2 separate regions of the Homo sapiens genome follow, and region 2 is linked to region 1. Evidence: read pairs that join two places in POLR2A ChIA-PET (ENCODE). Cell type or tissue: OCI-LY7. All regions are shown on one strand. Links, peaks and the distances in the headings refer to the core of each region. The heading gives the core; the rest is flanking DNA. Region 1 overlaps SIDT1 (SID1 transmembrane family member 1). Region 2 overlaps ATP6V1A (ATPase H+ transporting V1 subunit A).

What was found. ChIA-PET counts read pairs that join two places held together with the same protein. Peaks named below come from ENCODE experiments on the same cell type or tissue, not always from the same donor. Only the 100,000 strongest peaks of a DNase experiment are listed, where the experiment ranks them.
Region 2: POLR2A ChIA-PET joins it to region 1 with 7 read pairs; 2 of 35 experiments call an interaction of 5 or more read pairs at or near these places.

The regions. Positions count from the first base shown.
Region 1 is chr3:113,605,267-113,611,455 of GRCh38, forward strand. It overlaps SIDT1 (SID1 transmembrane family member 1), which reads left to right. Exons shown (of 25, transcript NM_017699.3): 15 at 1,775-1,848; 16 at 2,828-2,951; 17 at 3,153-3,270; 18 at 5,742-5,878. Among named protein-coding and RNA genes, the nearest start is that of MIR4446, 13 kb to the left of the region's middle. In OCI-LY7, for the core only: no CTCF peak of the experiment used is centred there; a DNase peak (open chromatin) is centred at 1,765; H3K27ac peaks cover 1,007 bases.
Region 2 is chr3:113,755,976-113,762,292 of GRCh38, forward strand. The region is part of intron 1 of ATP6V1A (ATPase H+ transporting V1 subunit A); the gene reads left to right. Among named protein-coding and RNA genes, the nearest start is that of ATP6V1A, 12 kb to the left of the region's middle. In OCI-LY7, for the core only: no CTCF peak of the experiment used is centred there; no DNase peak of the experiment used is centred there.

The DNA.
Region 1 (6,189 bases), core at 64-4,063:
CATGTGCCACCATGCCCAGCTAATTTTTTGTGTATTTTTAGTAGAGGTGGGGTTTCACCATGTTGACCAGGCTGGTCTCAAACTCCTAACCTCAGGTGATCCGCCTGCTTCAGCCTCCCAAAGTACTGGGATTACAGGCATGAGCCACCACACCCAGCCCATTGCTTCATCTTTAACTGACCTTTCAATCTAGTTCCCAATTGTTTTATCACAAAGGGAGCTGCAATCTCTTGTATTATTTTGTCTACCAGTCTGAAAGTATTACCCTGTGCTTATTCAGTCATGATATCTATCCACTGCATCTGTTACTTAACACTCTGAGCTTTCTGATCATTATGGGACAATGAGTAGAGTAAATAAAGTTCCAGACTAAAACAAAGGAACCTGATAGCTAATCTAGCCTGTGCCTTCCCATTGAAGGTAAATTTTTTTTGTAAAATTAAAAACAGCTTTGTGGCTGGGCACGGTGGCTCACATCTGTAATCCCAGAACTTTGGGAGGCCTAGGCAGGTGGATTGCCTGAGCTCAGGAGTTTGAGACCAGCCTGGGCAACATGGCGAAACCCTGACTCTACCAAAAATACAAAAAAATTAGCTGAGTGGTGGCACACACCTGTGGTCCCAGCTACTCGGGAGGCTGAAGTGGGAGGATTGCTTGAGCCTGTGGAGGTGTAGATTGCAGTAAGCTGACACTGAGCCACTGCACTCCAGCCTGAGTGACAGAGTGAGACCGTGTCTCAAGAACAAAAAAAGGAAAAAAAAGAAAAAAAAAAAGCTTCATGAAACTAACAAAATATTACAGTAAAAGGAAAATGTAAAATAAAAACAAGCATTTTTTAAGCAAAAATAATATGAAAGTAGTTTGAGAATCCTCATTCCTCCATAGAATCCTAGGCCAAGGTCACTTATATGGCCTTCTATAGAATTTATTACACAGTAGAAAGCCCATTTACAATAGCAAAAAGCTGAAGTTGCTTCTAATGCAGTGGCCCTCAGACTTTGCTCTGCATTAAGGTCACCTGGGAAGCTTTTACAAATCCCAGTGTCCAGGCTGTACCCCGTCCCAATTAGATCAGAGTCCCTGAGGGTGGGGCCAGGCATCTGTAGTGTTTAAACCCCCAGTGATTCCAACATACAGCCAAGTTTGTGTGTTAATGATCTAATAATATTTAGTCAATTGCATACTTATTATGCAGTGAGAAAAAGGACTTCATGAGGTTTGAGCACCACTGTTTATAATCTAAATCTTCTCTGCATACTTTGGGGGACTGTCAGAAGATACACCTGGACTGTGGTTTGGGAAAGTTCTTGACAGAGATGGTGATAAATAGGGAAAGCTGAACACACATCTCCTCGTGTCTACCTGCCTCATGTTTACCATTTCTACCCAGAGGATGGGACAGCTCTATATCCCCTCTGCAGTAACCTAGAAAATAAGACATAGTGTGACAGTCCTGAAAGGCCCCAATGTTCGCATTCTTTCGTAGTCCTTTTATCATAACAAAGGAAATGCAATTGGATGAATTCCACCTTGGGGCTGCATAAGAGGGTACACAGAATATTCCCATTCAAAGCAAGATGGTAACTTTTTTGTAAAAAAAGTGCCTGTGCTGTGTAAGGTGGCAGATAATGGCCCATCTGTGCAGAGGAGCACTGGTTACATTGTAAACTAGTGACAGTGCATCTCCGTGAGCCCTGTCTGCTCTTTGTGTTCCTGCTGGGGCTCAGAGGACGGAGGAAAACCACATTTCCTCTTCTCACTCTTGATTTTACAGGTGGTAAATGTCACTGGCAACCAGGACATCTGTTACTACAACTTCCTCTGTGCTCACCCCTTGGGCGTCCTGAGGTAAACCCAGTCCTCTGGTTGCCCATGAGGCATTTAGAGATGCCTTTCTGTCTAATGTTGTGATTTCGGTTTTTAAAAATACTAAAAACAACTGTGGAAAACGACCCTATTCAAGGGTAAAAAGGAACTAAACCAAGAAGTTGAGACCAGGTATGCTCCTCCCGTTCCTGTATGTGGTTCTCAGGAAACATTCCTTAGCATACTGCCTGCTGAGATGAGGGCAGTGACATTTTTTAAAATGTCAGATCTCTAGCTCTGGTGGCATTTGTTCACAGGCATGAGCTGGCAACCTATTGTCTCATTCGATCCATTAAACAACCTCGTGAGATAGACATTACTATGATCCCTATTTTTAGATGAAGGCAGGTGAGGATTTGCTGAAGGTCCCTCAGCTGCTAAGTAGTGCAGGACGCAAACCCAGCCCTGTGGCCTCCCAGGCCATGCTCTAGCCACCAGAACTTGGTGACGTGGAAGAAGCATTGCCTGGGAGTTGGGAGTCTAGCCTCTTGCTCCAGAGCTGAACCAGCGTTCGTTTCCTCAAATAAAGCTGCTGGCTATGATTGGCTGACACTTACCTGAAATTCACAATTAGAGAGCTGAACATTGACACACACGGGTCCACCTGTGAGAACTCACTCTCACGGTGTAGCTGAAACACTTGCCTGTCTTTGAAGCAGCTGTCTTTCCCAGGATTCATACTATACAAACGCCACTGGGATAAGAGAGGATGGGAGGGTGTTAGGAAGCCAAGCAGGCACCCTTGAGAGGAAACAGTCACGTTGTCACAGGCTAAGTAAGCATCATAAAATGAAGGAGTTAGGTTAAAGAGGATTTCTAATACTTTTCTGATCTTGAAACCTTATGGAAAGGTTAATGGAAAACATTCATGCTGAATTCATTCATTCCTTCATGCATCATGTATTCTCTGGGTCCCTTTGATGGTCTTGACTCTCTCATGGTCTCTCACTCATCCCTGTAGTGCCTTCAACAACATTCTCAGCAATCTGGGCCACGTGCTTCTGGGCTTCCTCTTCCTGCTGATAGTCTTGCGCCGCGACATCCTCCATCGGAGAGCCCTGGAAGCCAAGGACATCTTTGCTGTGGTGAGGAAAGAGTGGGTAGGAGCTAGGAAGGGTTATGGATCCAAACAGGATCTGCAAAGGGGTGGGACATCTGGCTTAATGGTGTGATGATTTATTATGTGTAATAAACTACATGAGGCCAGAAGCATGTGCTTCCAGATTAGTGACTTGGTGGATATGGCACTATTTAGTATCTATTGACCACCCTTTCTCCTTTTTCAGGAGTACGGGATTCCCAAACACTTTGGTCTCTTCTACGCTATGGGCATTGCATTGATGATGGAAGGGGTGCTCAGTGCTTGCTACCATGTCTGCCCTAATTATTCCAACTTCCAATTCGGTAATTAGAACTTATATCTACTATACAGATTTGAATCGTCAGTCTTATCCTGGAACCCTCCCCAAAAATGCCAAAGTCATGCTTGCAAAGATCAAATGGCATTTTATGTGAGCTGAAGAGATCAGAGAGGACCTCCACACAGAGCATGACCTAATTGAGCAGTTAGACTGCTTTGGGATGAAAGTTATGGAGAACCCAATTTATGCTGGATTGAATAATAAGGACATCCAGATGTAGAAAGGGCTTGTGGTTGATTTATCTGGTGACTCTGCCTTCATTTCTCTGTGATCCCTTTGATTGTACCCAGCCTGTATGTTGGTTTTATCATCAGGCTATCTTCCCTGCTGGTGGCAAAAGTAACTATAGCAGCCCCTGGCTTCGTAGTTCCACCCAACAATTCCAGAGGAGGCGGCAAGCTGGGTTCCAGAAGCCTTCAATTAAGAGCAAGGAAGTTGTTTTTTGAGAAAGCCACAGATAATATCCTTTCACATCTCAGTAGCTTATACAGTCATGAGCCCATTCTTTTTTTTTTTTTTTTTTTTTTTTGACAGAATCTGGCTCTGTCGCCCAGGCTGGAGTGCAGTGGCATGATCTGAGCTCACTGCAATCTCTGCCTCAGGGGTTCAAGTGATCCTCATCCCTCAGCCTCCCCAGTAGCTGGGACTACTGGTGCGCACCACCACGCCCAGCTAATTTTTGTATTTTTTTTGGTAGAGATGGGGTTTCACCATGTTGGCCGGGCTGGTCTCAAACTCCTAACCTCAGGCGATCCTCCTGCCTCTGCCTCCCAAAGTGCTGGGATTACAGGCGTGAGCCACCACACCCGGCCCCATGAGCCCATTTTTGAATCATTCTCTAAGCGCTGGTTAGCTCAGACCCAGGTTGCTTCACCAATCAGCAAAAAAGGTGGGACTATCTTTAGACCAATCAGCCCTGTCCCTGGAGCCAAAGGTGGGATTAGCTTTCCTGAAGCAAAGGGGCTGAGACAGTGTGCATTTCTGAATTGAAAGCGGGTAGACATTGAGTTAATATTGAGATGTTATTAAGAAGGAAGAAAGGAAAAGCTGATGCTGTCTAGCAAGTAACGATGTCCTCCACTCTCAAGGATGAGGATTTTTTAAACGGTCGTTTAATGTTTGTGCTCTGGCTTCTGGTGTTAACTCTGAGCACCACAGAACTCTGTCGCATTTAATTTTTTTAATTAGGAAACATTTTCAATAGAGAAAACTGCAGAGAATGATATCATTCACCACTCAGAATGAACAAATGTCAACATTTTTAAATATTTGCCTAGATCTACTTTTTAAAGAATAAAGCACTGTGATAAAGTTGAGGTCCTGTTTTGACGCACTTTCAAACTTAATCTCCTCCTTCCTCCCCTAAAGGCAATAACCATGATTAATTTTATATTTACCTTCCCGGTTTGTTTTTATAATTTTTCTACATTTGTAGCAAATTAATAGTAGTTTATCATTCTGTGTTCTGCAGCCTTTTTTCATTCAAGAATATGTTTTCAAGATTTATCAATATTATATCAAGGACATGTAGTGCATTCATTTTTAAGGGTTGTCATATTATATAACAAAAAGTATCACATTTATCAATTCCTCTATTGAACAGCATTTAAATGTTGCCTGTATTTTGCTATTATAGATAACACTGCAGTGATCATCCTTCTATATGTCTCTTTGTATGTATGTGAGAGAGGTTCCTTGGGATACCTAGAAGTAGAATTTTTCAGTTACTTGGTTTGTGCACCTTCTATTTTACCAAAAACTGACAAATTTCTCTCCAGAGCATTAATTCCCATTCCCAATAGCTGTGTGAGACTTCCCATTCCCCAGATCATCACTAACGTTTATTACTGTCAGACACTTAAAGTTTTTATCAAGTTTTTGAGTAAAATGGAGGCATTGCATTGTTATCTTAATTTGCATGTCCACAATTGTAATGCAGTAAGCTCCATTTTATTTCTAGCTATTTTCCATCACTAGGCTATAAAGCTATAAATGTGCAGTAATCAATGTGATTATATTTTAGGGTGCTGAGAACGACCTCCCACACCCATCTGGGGCTCATTTTATGGTCACACTGCCTACATTATCACCATTAGGAATTCTTTTGTTATAATTGTTGAACACCAGCATCTAAAACGCAAGTGGGGGTAGTTGTTTGTTTATCATATCAGACACTCCTTCTGTGAAAGAGGAGTTATTTATTTATTATATCAGATGTTTTTCTTCTGTGAACTAAAGGGCAGCCTTAGAGAGGTTTAGAAGTGGAGTACGTGCGGTCTCCTAGAGAATGTGCCAAGAGGCTGACATGTTAGAGGTCTCCACACAGCCTGCGGGTAGAAAATAGTCCATGGATTGAAGTGAGGGGTACTCAGAGTCTGAAGAAAAATCTAGAAAATATCATCTGTCTGTCACCTACTGAATCCTGATCATCTGGCTCCTCCTTTGGGTCCTCAGACACCTCCTTCATGTACATGATCGCTGGCCTGTGCATGCTGAAGCTCTATCAGACCCGCCACCCAGACATCAATGCCAGCGCCTACTCTGCCTATGCCTCCTTTGCTGTGGTCATCATGGTCACCGTCCTTGGAGTGGTGCGTCCCCCACCTTCTTCCACCTGGCTCTCGAAAAGTGCCCCCCTAGGTCCAATAAACAAACAACAATCAAGTGAACGGGTTTGGATTAACCAAAATCCTCAGTTCATGACACAATTTCATCTCATGACACAATTTCATCTCATGACACACTTTCATCATTGGCCCACTCATGGCACACTTTTACTTAGTTATTTAGTTTTTTTGTTTGTTTGTGAGACTCTGTCACCAGGCTGGAGTGCAGTGGCATGATCTCAGCTCACCGCAACCTCCACCTCCCGGGTTCAAGCGATTCTCCTGCCTCAGCCTCC
Region 2 (6,317 bases), core at 953-4,952, 150 kb after region 1:
CATCATCATATGTAACATTTATTGAGAGCTTACTCCTGATCCAAATGCTTTCTTAATACTTTAGTTTTATTAACTCATGGAAGCCTCATAACAACCTATGAGATAGGCACTATTTTTCTATATTTAACAAATGAGGAAAACTAGGCACGGGATGATTAAATGTCCAACAGTCACACAGTTTATAAGTGGTAGGGCTCAGGATTAGAGCCCAGGGAGTCACTTTCCAGAGATTGCTGCCATAATACCGCTAAACATGTAGCCTGTCATAGTATTACAAGGTATTTAACCAGCCTCCATATTAATGGACATTCCAATCTTTTGCTTAAGAAACAGTGCTATAGTTAATATTTTGTTAATAGAACATTTTGTACATCTACAATAAATTCCTAGAAATGGACTAGCCATGTCAAAGGTAAGTACAATTTGAATTTTGGTGGGCACTGCCAAATTGCTCTCCAATTTAGGGATGTTCAGAAGTTCACCTTTGTCCTTAGTAATTTGCCAAAATCTGCCATTTAGCTTGGGTCTTTGGAAGGTGTGCTTTTAACATTTCTAGCATCCCTGAATTGTGTGTGATCTACCATCATGTAATAGCTTAAGTTACTATCATATGGAATTAATGTAACAATGTCAGTATGAGAGGTGTGACCTTTGGACTTACTACTTTCAAATAACAGTAAGTATTTTAGATATAACTTGAAATACTCCTTAATGTGATTTATACATTGAAATTCTATCAATCGAAGTTTGAATAGATATTGTTGAAAAAGTAAAATGCTGTAATTGTTAATAATTGTGAAGTTGCTGATTTTATGTACCAAAGCAATTATGTAAGAGTGTTCAAATAGTTAAATAGTGAATCAGATTGCATTTGAACATTAAGAGTGTGGTAGCTAGCTAAATAGAGGAATAGCTGGGTCCTTTCTTGTGAAAAGTGAGTTTTTGATAATCCGTGAGTCCTAGTCGTAGGTAATGCAAAATGAGGTAGCGAGGAGCTTTATTTAGATGAGTTATAAAATCCACAAATTATTTTGAATATAACACACTTGGTTTCAGTGCCCAATATTTCACTTGTTCAAGAAAGGAAAAAGTATCTCTATGAATCTAAGAAGCAGATTGACTGACACCAAACTCTTCAATGTGATCCAAAATAGACACTTAAAATACAGAATCTTCTCAGGTCCCAACGTAGTATACCTGCAGTGCCTGAATATGGCCCTGTAGTACCTGCTTATTGTACAGTGGGGCGTGTGTGTGTGTTTTAAATATCACCTCATTCTCCCTAAGGTACTCTACTGGGTATAGGGACAGCTTGGAAAGTAGCTGTAAATAGAGATAAACAGGCTGTCAGAAACAGTTATTTATTGTGAGCTAATTCTACCTCAGAGTAGTATAAAGCAACAGAAAATAACTTTCCCTATACCTCCACCCTCCAAATGAGCCATTGAGCCATATCAACTTTGATGTCCAAATTATTAGAGCTTAATCTGAGTCTTGGACAACAAACCCTTCTATGCCTCATGGCACGAAAGTGTGTTCAAGATGGAGTTAATATTTTCCTAAATTCTCATTCAACATATTGTAAGCTGATATGCCATTAGCCCCATTCTGAAAATATAGATGAATAAAGTACTTAAGAGGCATATCTGACTTCTACACTCCTGAGCTATTAAGTGACTGTGGAAATTCCCAGAATTAGTTAAACTTGGCAGGACCAGAGAGTGCCCACACAGCCTTATCCAGAGCCACATATATTTATTCTAAATAGACAGACAAAAAACTGGTTTGGCTAAGTTTTCATCTGTTGCCCCTATGCTGTTTCTAGGGTTAAAATTCTCTTAACAAATTTGCATAGGTCAAATAGTCCTTTAGAAATACTATATTAGTTGGCTGGGCCTGGTGGCTCACGCCTGTAATCCCAGCACTTTGGGAGGCCAAGGTGGGTGGATCACGAGGTCAAGAGATTGAGACCATCCTGGCCAACATGGTGAAACCCCATCTCTACTGAAAATACAAAAATTAGCTGGGCGTGGTGGTGTGCACCTGTAGTCCCAGCTACTCAGGAGGCTGAGGGAGGAGAATCACTTGAACCTAGGAGGCAGAGGTTGCAGTGAGCTGAGATCACACCCACTGCACTCCAGCCTGGCGATAGAGTGAGACTCTGTCTCAAAAAAAGAAAAGAAAAGAAATACTCTATTAGTCAACAAATAAAAGCAAAAGTGAACATGTGTCCTGTGGAAGCATGCCTTTATAGGAGTCATGCTGGCAATAACTTGTGCTTTTTAAAAAATAATTTTATTGATATATAATTGACATATCTGCACATAAAGTATACAGTTGGATAAGTTTTAATATATGTATACACACATGAAGCCAGCACTGTAATCAATATAGTGAACATATCCATCACACCCAAGAGAAGTTTCTTTGTTCCTCTTTTTAATCCTGTCCTTCCATACCTCCCCACCTCCTGTCCTTAACCATCCACTGATCTATTTTCTATCATTATAGTTAGTTTGCATTACATGTATCGATGATTCATATTTTCCTTGCTGACTATTATTCCATTTTATGGATATACCATAGTTTGTTTATCCATTCACCCATTGCTGGATATTTGTGCTGTCTTTCCACTTTTTGGCCATTATGAATAAAGGTCCTATGAACATTCATGTAAGTCTTTGGACATAAGCTTTCTCATGGGGAAATACCAAGGAGTAGAATGGCTGAATCATATGGTAAGTGTAATTTTAACTTTCTAAGAAACTGCCAAACTGTTTTCCAAAGTGGTTGTACCATTTTACAGTTCTACTAGCAATATGTGAGTGTGTTAGTTGTTCTACATCCTTACCAACACTTCCTTTGTCAGTCTTTTAAACTTTTAGCCATTCTGATAGCTGTGGAATGGCATTTCATTGTGGTTTTAACTTGCATTTTCCTAGTGACTAATGAGCTTAAGCATCTTTTCATGTACTTTGCCATCTATCTTCCTTGGTTAAGTGAATGTTCAAATCTTTTGCCTGTTTTAATTGAGTTTTCCTATTATTGAGTTTTGATCTTTGTAGATTCTGGATATAAGTTCTTTGTCAGGTTTATGTCTGTAAATATTTTCTCCCAGTCTTTACCTTGTCTTTTTGTTCTAACAATGTTTTTTGATGAGCAGAGATTTGAAGTCCAGTTTACCATTTTATTCTTTTGTGGATTGTGCTTTTAGCGTTATGTCAAATCCAAGGTCACAAAGGAAGTTTTATAGTTTTAGGTTTTACATTTAGGTCTACCATCCATTTTTAGATTTTTCTATATAGTTACGGGTTTTTTTTTTTTTTTGCATTTTATGTATACGTTGGTTCTACCACCACTTGTTGAAAAGACAATATGCTTTCTACACTGAATTGCCTTTGCACTTTTGTCAAAAGCCAGTTGTCCATATATGTGTTGGAGTAGAGCCTTTTTGAGCTAATAAATTTTGTAAAATTTTAAATAATAATACTAGGCAGATTAATAGGGATTAAATTTTATCTGTTCATTATAGAATTATATGTGTTCTACCATTCACAAGATTGAACAAATTGACCATTAAAATTATTAATAAAATTATAACTTAATAAATTGAATCTAATTTAATATTTTCTTAATATTTAAGAATATTTAATCATAATTTTTGATCTTAGAAGGTCATTCTGTGATGGTAATATTTGGATTCAGCTTTGGCGTCAGTTGAATATTTTAAAAATCTTGGCCATCAAGCATTAGGCCAAAATGTGTATTCAGTGTACTTTGAAAGGGTTTTATCAGTTTTCACTCAACGATTAGAGTTTCTATTTCCCCCCACACCCTTGCCAGTACTGTCACTGAACAATATTTAGTAATTGCCTACTATGTGCCAAGGCATTTTACTGGATAATTGGGGTGTTCAATAAACAAAGCAGAGGCGGTCCCTGTTTTTCTAGCATTTATAGTCTGGAAGTGAAGACAGACATTGAACAGCTTCTTTCACATTTTTTAATCACAAGAGTAGTAAGTGCTATTAAGAAGCAATATTAGAGACCTTGAGCACATACCAGAGGAGCAGGCAGTTAATTTCTTAGTAAATCATACTATTGAAAACTTCTCCTCTCCCCACAACTAGTTTAGTTAAATAAACCCTGGTTGTTAATCATAGTATACTAGGTAAACTGTTAGAAACACAGATTTCTTGTCCTCTGAATTGAAAATGTCTGGACTTTTGACTATAGTCATTATTTAAATCCAGATTGTGAGGTGTTTTTTCACCTATCTTAGGCAGCATTCTTTTCTTCTTTTATCCTTTGTGCTTTAGGATATATTTTTATTGCAGAGATTTTATGAATTCCTGAATTAAATGTGAACCTATTTATGTAACACTCTCTTCTAAACATTGGGTTAATATACCTGAGCACAGTTTATGAACCTTTGTCCTCTTCTATTCCATCCATTAAATAAACGAGAGGATGGCTGGGCATGGTGGCTTACGCCTGTAATCCCAGCACTTTGGGAGGCCGAGGTGGGCGGATCACAAAATCAAGAGATCGAGACCATCCTGGCCAACATGGTGAAACCCTGTCTCTACTAAAAATACAAAAAATTAGCTGGGCGTGGTGGCGGGTGCCTGTAGTCCCAGCTACTCAGGAGGCTGAGGCAGGAGAATGGCATAAACCCGGGAGTTTGGAGCTTGCAGTGAGCCGAGATCGCACCATTGCACTCCAGCCTGGGCAACAATAAGACTCCATCTCAAAAAAATAAAAAATAAAACTAAACAAATGACAGGATGGATTCGTTTAAATATAGACATCGGCCAGGTACAGTGGCTCACCCCTGTAATCCCAGCACTTTGGGAGGCCAAGGCAGGCAGATCACAAGATCAAGAGATCGAGACCATCCTGGCCAATATGGTGAAACTCTGTCTCTACTAAACAAACAAAAATTAGCTGGGCATGGTGGCACACACCTGCGGTCTCAGCTATTCGGGAGGCGGAGGCAGTAGAATTGCTTGAATCCGGGAGGGGGAGGTTGCAGTGAGCCTAAATCGCGCCACTGCACTCCAGCCTGCCCATAGAGCGAGACTCTGTCTCAAAGAAAAAAAAAATAGACATATTTTCTTTTCTTTTCTTTTTTTTTTTCTTTTTTTTTGAGACAGGGTCTCACTGTGTTGTCCAAGCTGGTCTTGAACTCCTGGACTCAAGCGTGATCCTCCCACCTCAGCTTCCCAAGTAGCTGAGAATACAGGCATGAGCCACCGTACCTAGACAGCATCATTTTATAAGTGTAATAGCATTTTTAGTACAACACTGTTGATGCTGTCTCTTTTTTGTTCCTTGTATGTGTGTCAGTCTCAAATGCCTACATTTCTTACATTTGGCTAGTTTAGCTGCTCATGATTTTTTTTTTTTTGGCAAAGCCATCAAAATTTGCTCAGTAACGAGAGTAATATGGTAATTGTAAAGTTTTAAAAATAAGTTTCGGCTGGGCTTGGTGGCTCGCACGTGTTATCCCAGCGCTTTGGGAGGCCGAGGTGGGTAGATCACCTGAGGTCGGGAGTTCAAGACCAGCCTGACCAACATGTAGAAATCCCGACTCTACTAAAAATACATAATTAGCCGGGCATGGAGGCACATGCCTGTAATCGCAGCTACTCTGGAGGCCGAAGCAGGAGAATTGCTTGAACCCGGGAGGCAGAGATTGTGGTGAGCCAAGATCGCGCCATTGCACTGCAGCCTGGGCAACAAGAGCAAAACTCTGTCTCAAAAAAAAAAAAGTTTCTAAGTATTTTAAGCAATTGCCTTTTTAAAGTAGTCATACAGTTTCTAGTTTGACTTCTTTTGAAGGTGATAATTTTCCTGCATGATTGCCTGAATTTTGAAAAAAATTGGTAAAGTTGGCTGGGCACAGCAGCTCACGCCTGTAATCCCAGCACTTTGGGAGGCCAAAGCGGGCGGATCACCTGAGGTCAGGAGTTCGAGACCAGCCTGACCAACATGTAGAAACCCCAACTCTACTAAAAATACATAATTAGCTGGGCATGGAGGCACATGCCTGTAATCGCAGCTACTCTGGAGGCTGAAGCAGGAGAATTGCTTGAACCCGGGAGGCAGAGGTTGTGGTGAGCCAAGATCGCGCCATTGCACTGCAGCCTGGGCAACAAGAGCAAAACTCTGTCTCAAAAAAAAAAAAGTTTCTAAGTATTTTAAGCAATTGCCTTTTTAAAGTAGTCATACAGTTTCTAGTTTGACTTCTTTTGAAGGTGATAATTTTCCTGCATGATTGCCTGAATTTTGAAAAAAATTGGTAAAGTTGGCTGG